Linked DNA regions of Mus musculus: region 1 is linked to region 2. Evidence: chromatin loops called from intact Hi-C (ENCODE). Cell type or tissue: gastrocnemius. All regions are shown on one strand. Each heading gives the region's core, and the rest is flanking DNA. Links, peaks and the distances in the headings are about the cores only. Region 1 has its middle 22 kb from the start of Ddx6. Region 2 overlaps Cxcr5 (chemokine (C-X-C motif) receptor 5).

What was found. Hi-C counts contacts between places; a loop is a spot of excess contacts. Peaks named below come from ENCODE experiments on the same cell type or tissue, not always from the same donor. Only the 100,000 strongest peaks of a DNase experiment are listed, where the experiment ranks them.
Region 1: a loop joins it to region 2, with 2.8 times the contacts of the local background. A loop is called at or near these places in 13 of 42 quality-filtered maps.

The regions. Positions count from the first base shown.
Region 1 is chr9:44,580,730-44,585,118 of GRCm38, forward strand. No RefSeq gene overlaps it. Among named protein-coding and RNA genes, the nearest start is that of Ddx6, 22 kb to the right of the region's middle. In gastrocnemius, for the core only: no CTCF peak of the experiment used is centred there; no DNase peak of the experiment used is centred there.
Region 2 is chr9:44,521,695-44,526,083 of GRCm38, forward strand. All of the region lies in intron 1 of Cxcr5 (chemokine (C-X-C motif) receptor 5), which reads right to left. Among named protein-coding and RNA genes, the nearest start is that of Cxcr5, 2.6 kb to the right of the region's middle. In gastrocnemius, for the core only: no CTCF peak of the experiment used is centred there; a DNase peak (open chromatin) is centred at 2,372.

The DNA.
Region 1 (4,389 bases), core at 116-4,115, 59 kb after region 2:
TATGCGGGTGGCGATTCCCAACTGTCTGTAATTCAGGTCCATGAGGAGCTGATACCGCCCAGCATACACACATGCACATGATTAAAGATAACAACAAATCTTCTAAAAATAGGTGTACCAATCATGAGAGATGATGGCTCTGGTTAGGGCACTTGTTGCTCTTACAAAGGACCCAGGTTTGGTTCCCAGCACCTACATGTGGTTCACAACCATTCATAACTCCAGTTCCAGGGAATTTGACACTCTTTCTAGCTTCTGCAGGCACCAGACACACACGTGGTGAACCTCTGTATATATAGGCAAATACTCATTTACACAAAATAAAATAAATCTAAGATTGCAGAGGAAAATATCTAAATCACTAAATACAAATGCTTTACACTTATTCGTTGTGTGTGTGCGTGCACCCACGCTCTGATACCAAGGCTTGCACATGGAGGTCAAAGACAACGTGCAGAACTCATTTCTCTCCTTCCACCATGTGGGTCCTGGGGAATCAAACTCAAGTTGTCAGGTTTGGCCGAAAGTGCCATAGTACACTGATTCATTTTGGTGACCCAACTGCCACCTCCATCTCTTCTTGTTCTTTTTTTCCCCACCTTCTTCTTGAGACTGAGTCTCATATAGCTTAGGCTGGGCTCCAATTTGCTTTGTAGCTGAAGATACTGTCGTTAATCCTTCTGCCTCTGCCACCCAAATGCTGGGATTAAGTATGTGCATAAAACCAGTGGCTTCTATAACCATTAACTAGGAAAGTCTACAATCGGCTGTCTTAAGGCCCATTAAGGGTGTTGTAATGTGAGGATTTGTGTTTCTCTTTATTTCCCCCACCTGGCCTATTTCCTGTTTCTAAGGTACTTTGGTTGTCATAGAAACAGAAACAAACACAACTAATTTCCTCTAATTGAGCTGCAGGATCCCACCCCCAGCTTTGCCCACAGGCACAGCTGTGTGACCCTTTACAGCTCTTCCATGCTCTTCTCCCTGACTCTGTCTGCTCATCGCCCACTCCTGGGCCGGCTGCACCTTTGAAAGTGTGGATAGCTGTGTGATTACTTGCCTCCAGCTCCACACTGAGTGTGCAAAGCAAACTCTCGCAGCAGAGACTAGTGCTTCCAAAAGCCCAAGTTAGTTTATGGGCTCATGTTGATTGATCGGTGACATTAGGGTTACTTAAGGGTTTCCAGGGATTTTATGTTTTCCTTATTAGATTGCTGTGTAAAAGTAATTTTTGTCCCTTGGTATCTAAGTAGCATAGGGCATGTAAATGTACCAAGAGGGCTACTCATTGGATTCTGCTATCATGAAGCTCAGTGAAGGAAATAGATTACTGAAGAGCAACTGAAAGCTGGAAAGTTCGCGTGTGAACAATCTTCTGTCTTTCCTTCACTCTCTCCTTCCCTCCTAACTTTCTAACTTGGGGAAGGATTTCATCTTACACCATAATGGGGCTGGGGCGTAGATGTGACTCTAGACCGGTGGTTCTCAACCTTCCTAATACTGAGACCCTTTTATATGCAGTTCCTCATGTTGTAGCCACCCTCACCTATGACATTATTTTTGTTGTGCCTTCATAACTGTAATTTTGTAATTACAGTTTTATGTAACTGTAATTGTGTTACCCTTCTGAATCATAATGTAAATATCTGATATGCAGGATATCTGATACGTGGCCCCTGTGGAAGGGTCACGACCCACGGGTTGAGAACCGCTGCTCTCAACAGAATCCCTGGAATCCACTGAAGCAACAGGTGTCTCTATTGACAGTTGCTGATGGGGAAAGTGTGACGTGTTGCTGGGATAGTCGCTGTCAACAGGAAAGCCAGGCACCTGCTGGTCAGTCATGCTGCGGTTCTTCCAACACACACCCTACTAAAGAGGAAATCGCAAAGGAGAACCGAAGAGATGATTGACTTTACGGCGAGGGGCGTGGTTACATCTTACACGAGCCACGAGCAGTGTGAGTATATTTTTAGGTCAAGCGAGCTTAACACGAAAATACCAGCAATGGCTGCCATGGTGGCACACACCTTTGATCCCAGCACTCAAGAAGCAGAGGCAGGCAGGTCTCTGGGAGTTCAAGGCCAGTCATAGTGAGTTCCAGCCAGCCAGGACTACATGAAGTCCCTGTCTCAAAAAAAAAAAAAAAAAAAAAAAAAAAAAGAAAAGAAAGAAAGAAAAGAAAAAGAAAAAGAAAAAGAAAAAGAAAAAGAAAGAAAGAAAGAGAGACAGACATATAAAACTTTAAAAATAGATAATAGTAACCATGACACGGGATAAATTTGTTAAACAACTTATGTCTATATCAAATGTCCCAGAATTCTACACTTCTGTCTTGGCTTTTCTATCGCTGGGAAAGAGACCCTATGACCATGGCAACTCTTAGAAAGGAAAGCCCTTAATTAGGGCTGGCTTGCAGGGTTCAGCGGCTTAGTCCATTATCACTCTAGTGGGAAGCTTGGTGGCAAAGAGGCAGACATGGTGCTGGAGAGGTAGCCAAGAGTCCGACATCTGGATCAGCAGGCAGCTGGAAGACTGTAAGCCACTAGGCCTGCTTTGAGCTTCTGAGACATCAAAGCCACCTGCTTGGGACACACTTCCTCCAGCAAAGCTACACCTACTCCAACAGGGCCACGTGTCCTGAAAGAGCCACTCCCTATGGACCTATGGGGGCCTTTTTTTTTTTTCTTTTTCCAGACAGGGTTTCTCTATGTAGCCCTGGCTATCCTAGAACTCATTCTGTAGACCAGGCAGACCTCGAACTCAGAAATCCCCCTGCCTCTGCCTCCCAAGTGCTGGGATTAAAGGTTTATGAGGGCCATTTTTATTCAAACAACCACAACTTCTAAACATTTTGATGGGGCATACATACGTGTGCATCCATACATGTTTACATGTGTGTGAATGTGTATAGGAACACACGTGTGTGGAGGCCAGACATTGAAGTCCAGTAGCTTCCAGATCATTCCCACCTTATATACTGAGGCAGAGACTCTCTGCTGAACACAGAACTTGAGGATTTGACTAGTTTAGCACAGCTGCTTGTTCCAAGGATCCTACCCGTTTCCTAAGCACTGGGATTCTAAGTAGACCAACATTTCCATGGATGCTGAGGATCTGAACTTGAGTCCTCAGGCTTTTACAGTAAGTTATCTCCCACCTCCCACCGAGTCATCTCCAAAACCCACTTTTGAAGATTTTCTTTTTTCACTTTTAATTATATGTATGTGTGTGGATATGTACATGTGAGTGCAGTTGCCCAGAGAGACCAGAAGAGGGCATCAGATCCCCAGAAGCTAGAACTACAAGGGGTTGTAATCACTTGATCTGGGTGCTGGGAACCAAACTGGAGTCCTCCTCAGCAAGAGCAGTTTCTACTCCGGACCTCTGTGCCCTCTCTCCGGCCCCCACTAATAAAGACTTTGTGTGAGATTTTCATGTCTTTCCCTGCCATACTCCTGATCCACTCCCACTTCTCTTTGTACTTGGGTAGAGCTTACTTAGGACAAACTCTCTCCTCCTGCGCGTGTGCGTGCGTGCGTGCGTGCGTTTCTCCTTTAATTTTGAGAGACTCTGTACCACAAGCTGCCCTTGAATTCATGACAATCCTGCACGATCTTCTGAAGATGCTGGGATTGCAGATATGAGCCACATACCCAGTTCTACACCCAGTTCTTCCCCCAGTTACTAATCCTCTCTGGGGGAGGACGATAATTGGCATCTTTGCATCACACTACCTCAAGTATAAAACTGTAACTCGTTGGGCCAGACCCCTCTGTAATCATTATTTATGGGTCATAGCCATAGGCTATTGAACCTTGCTGCTGCCTGGTCTATTAGAATATTCTAATTCCTTTACCAAAGATTCCTTCAGGAGTACATACAGGGAATAGACCCCAGCTACCGATGAGAACATGTCCTGGAGGCTTGGCCAGGTCAAGAAAGCAGCTTTGGCCGGGCAGTGGTGGCGCACGCCTTTAGTCCCAGCACTTGGGAGGCAGAGGCAGGTGGATTTCTGAGTTCGAGGACAGCCTGGTCTACAGAAGTGAGTTCCAGGACAGCCAGGGCTACACAGAGAAACCCTGTCTCAGAAAAAAACCAAACCAAACCAAACCATAACAAAACAAAACAAAAAAAGCAGCTCTGTCTACACAGAGTTCTTATTCTAGAAATATTTTTAATACAATCCTCTGAATACATTCAAAGTAGTAATAAAATAATATACATCTTTATTCACTATTCTCATATAATTAATTTTTTTTTCTTTTTGAGACAAAGTCTCTCTATGTACCCCTGACTATCCTGGAACTAACTATATAGATCGTGCTGGCCTAAAGCTTGCAGAGATCCACCTGCCTCCGTCCCCCGAGTGCTGGGATGATAAGAGTA
Region 2 (4,389 bases), core at 247-4,246:
CTCTGAACCATCTTGCTGGACCTTCTGGGATGGTGTAGATTTGAAATACTTTGTCTTTCATTCCCAAAAGAAACTCATTCCTGTATTCTGACTTCGCATCCCAAATACCTGTTGCTTTTTATGTGTCCCCCAAAGGAATAAGAACAGGCAGACCGTGTCTCTTATAAAGAGATATGTTCCTAATGCGGTCTGTGATATCTGAGTAATAGAACCTATATTCTCCCTAATGCAACCCCTCGAAGGCTGGTTTCAGGTTTCCCCTCATTTCTGATCCCTCCAGTTACCCTCGGTTGAGGCTTCCTCTAACGGGGCTTCTGTGGGACTTTTCACGTGGTTAGAACGGGGGGACCCTCCCCTCCACTCAGGTAAAGCCCAGAAACAGCTTGAGCGAGTTTTGGTTCCTCTTTTTAACTCCCTTGCTGAACTGAGACACTTGTGTGTGGACAGACTGTGACCTGTGATGCTCTGGTCACAATGAGTTCATGGCTCCTGGTGATCGTCTATGAGGAAAGGTCAGGGAAGCGAGACTTAGACCAGCTTCACCCTGTTCTATGGCAGCCTCCCCTCCTGACGCCTAGAACTTTATTTCAGAACTAGTCTGTGTGGGTTCCAGACAAGCCCCACCACGGACCTCTGATTTGAGGAGTGACAGGAAAGAACTCATGGTGGTTCTCCTGGACAGGATCTCCTCCAGGGCCACCAGGGCCCACCTCGCCAGAGTGGGGTGACCTCTGGCCATGCCTACTCTAGGTGCTAGGGTTCTTCTCCTGGCTCTTAGCCATCAAGAAGTTTAGTAGCTGCCCATGGCCAGCAAGTGTGTGGGAGATCAAAGGTGATCTTTGAGTTCAAGGGACAAAAGAGCCTCGATGGGAAAAGGTGCTCTCTATACATGCCTGACAACTGACAAATGATGAGCTTGCTCCCTGGAACCCATGGAAGAAGGAGAGAAGGAATTCTCAAACGTTGCTCTCTGACCTCCACTCAGATGGCACACACACACACACACACACACACACACACACACACAAAATAATAATAATAAATAATAATAATAATAATAATAACAACAACAACAATTAAAAATTCGCTGATAGCTGGGCAGTGGTGGCACACGCCTTTAATCCCAGCACTTGGGAGGCAGAGGCAGGCGGATTTCTGACTTCGAGGCCAGCCTGGTCTACATGGACAGGGTGTAGTGGAGCGTACCTTTAATCTCAGCACTTGAAAATCAGAGGCAGACAGATCTCTGAGTTCAGGGCCAGCTTAATCTACATAGCAAGTTTCTGGACAGGAAGAACTACTTAGAAAAATCCTGTCTCAGATGGCAGTGGTGGTGCGTACCTTTAACCCCAGCAATAAGGAGGTAGAGGCAGGCGAATCTCTAAGTTTTTTGTTTCTTGTTTTTTAAAAGATTTATGTATCATTATTATATCTAAGTATACTGTAGCTGTCTTCAGACACACCAGAAGAGGGTGTCAGATCTCATTACGGATGGTTGTGAGCCACCATGTGGTTAACTGGATTCGAACTCAGGACCTTAGGAAGAGCTGTCAGTTCTCTTAACCACTGAGTCATCTCTCCAACCTGGATCTCTAAGTTTTAGGCCAGCCTGATCGACATGGTCTACAGAGTAAGTTCCAAGATTGGCAAGGCTACACAGAGAAACCCTGTCTCAAAAAGGCAAAGGGGAAAAAAATCCTGTCTCAAAATCAGTTGTCATTAAAAATAATAAAAAGAGTAGTTGGTGAGACACTTAATGGGGCACCTGCCATCAAGCCTAAAAAGCTGAGTTAAGTCCCTAGAACACGCATGCTGGAAAGAAAGAACTGAATCCTACAAGTTATCCTCTGTTGACTATAAATAAACAAATGTAAAAAGAAAATTAAAATTAAGACAAGGGATGGTTGACTTATCAAGACTGTTGTTTCAGAACTCAGAGTTGGGAGTGTTGAACCTACTGATCTGGAGAAGTGGGCCAGTAATCAGCTGGGTCAAAGACAGGGAGTGAGGAGCAGAAAATAAAGTCAATGCGAGAAGCTCAGCAGACGCCTAAGAAAAATGTCAAGCTAAGACCTCAGAGATTTATAATGCCAGTACCCAAAAGACTCAGGCAAGACGACTATGAGTTTGAAGCAGATTTAGCTACATAGAGACTCTTGTTTCAGATAAACAAGCCAACAAACACGCCCGCCCACCCAAATTTTTTCAAAACAGCAACAGAAAGCATTGAGCCAAGCCTGCAGTCCTTCCAAGTGTCTGTCACAGGGCAGGAAGTGCTCCTTGGGAGAGCTGGGGATGCAGGAGGCCTTGTCATACTGTCTTGTCCAGTATGACAGACAGACAGAGCAAAACAGAAACCCATTGTTTTATGGAGAAGCCACTAATGCTAAACTTTTCTGCCAGTTCTGTCTTTCCAGGACATGCATGCTATGACAGAATAGGGCAGTATGCCAAGGCCGGTCATGGCCTTTTAGAAGGTGAGTGGGGCCAAAGAGGAGGATCTGTGTTTCAGAGTGACAACCACCCTTGAAGAGAGTGGGTGGTGGGTGAAGGAAGAACGTGTCTGATTGAAGGACTCCAGGGACAGGGTTGTCTTAGAACCCCTGGACTCCTAGCTAGATGTCTGGGCACATAGCTCAGGGCCTTGGGTTTGATATGTGTCATGAAAGAAGTTTCTTTGCTTCTCTCCTTGGAATGTAGGTTTGCTTCATGTCATGAGCACGTCCTGCTGTCCCTCTGGCCCCCACTACCACCTGTCTCTAGTAGGTCACACTGTGATGTGAGGCGTGCAGTTAGGGGAAACTCTTGAGGTTTCTCAGAAGCCAGGAACGGCCAGGTCTCCAGGTGGTTACAAAGGCATCCAAGTGGGTCAGGGCTGATGGTCAGCTTGAGGGCAGAAGATACCACCTAACCATATCAGGGGCAGCTGGCAGTGGGGATGAGGGCAAGCAAGCGTGGGAGCACACTCCCCTGTAGAACAGTTAGGTTTTCAAAGGACTCAGGCAAGAGGACTATGAGTTTGAAGCAGATTTAGGCTACACAGAGACTCTGTTTCAAACAAACAAGCCAACAAACAACCCCACCCCCCAAATTTTTTCAAGACAACAGAAAGCATTGAGCCAAGCCTGAGGTCCTTTTATTTGCAGAATCCCCATGAGTGCCCAAGTGATGCCAGCTGAGCAGGTTCAGCAAGCCCAGCGACATAGTGGGAAGAATGATAAAGCAGACCACAGATCCTGGCGAGCTGGGAGAGTCGGGGGGAAACACCTCAAGGTGTGATTAGGGCAGGAGAGCTGATAGGACTCTGGGTTTGGAGTTCATAGAGAATAAGGCCATGATGAAGGTTCTAAGTCTACTGATGCCCATAACCCACAGCCCCACAGCCCTGGGTTTTCCCACTTGAACTGCTCCTAACAATATCCTTTGGTAGTCCAATAGCAGCCAAGTCAAGTGAACTCCTATGCTTAACTGGAAGACACTCAGGCAGGGGGCGGAGAGGGTGCCAGGCACTGCTTCCTTTCTTTGCTTGTTTCTTTCTTAAGCTCCCACCTAAGAAGCTCTTCCAAGATACTGTATCTCTAGAGATGACAGTCCCTCCCAGGGCAAAGCGACATGCTCCAAGGTGTTTTTAGGAGCAATACAGCTGCATGACTTTGACCCCTGGGGTCCTCTTCCTTGCCACGTCTGGCCTCATGCTTTCTTCATCTATACAAAATCACTGTCTAAAGCCTTCCAGCCAGGGATTAGCTCCACCTTGTCTGGACCATCAGTGACTTGAGGGCAAAGATTATGTTCTCAGTCTCTCCACCCAACACAGATGGATGTTGTATTGTGCCTTAATGATCAAGTCATTCAGCAAGATGAACAATTATATATACCTTCTTTTGGAGACAAGGTCTCAATGTGTTCTAGGCTCCCGCCCCTGAGTCTTTTGCTTCCACCTTTCTCATGCCGGGATTATAGGTGTGTACCACCACACTCTGTGCAAGCTGAGGATGAGCCTAGCAGCATGCACACTCGGCAAGCACTCTACCAACTGAGTACTCTGCCCACCCCTCCTCTCCCAGCCAACAACTCCACACTGCCTGATTGACTAGCACTGCCAGCAAACTGACATGAAGAAAACTTCCAGCCAGGTGGTGGTGGTGGCAGCGGCGGCAGCAGCAGCGGCAGCGCACACGTTTAATCTCAGTACTTGGCAGGTAGTAGGTGAGTTTGAACCTGGTCTACAGAGTTCCAGGACAGCCAATGCTTGCTTCACAGAGAAGCTCAGTCTCAAAAAAAAAAAAAAAAAAAAGCAGCAAACAAAAATACCCCTTCCAAATGACTTTGCCATTCTAACTCAGGGAGACAAGATAAACTTCTCTGTTAAAGAAGCAAGAGGCAGAG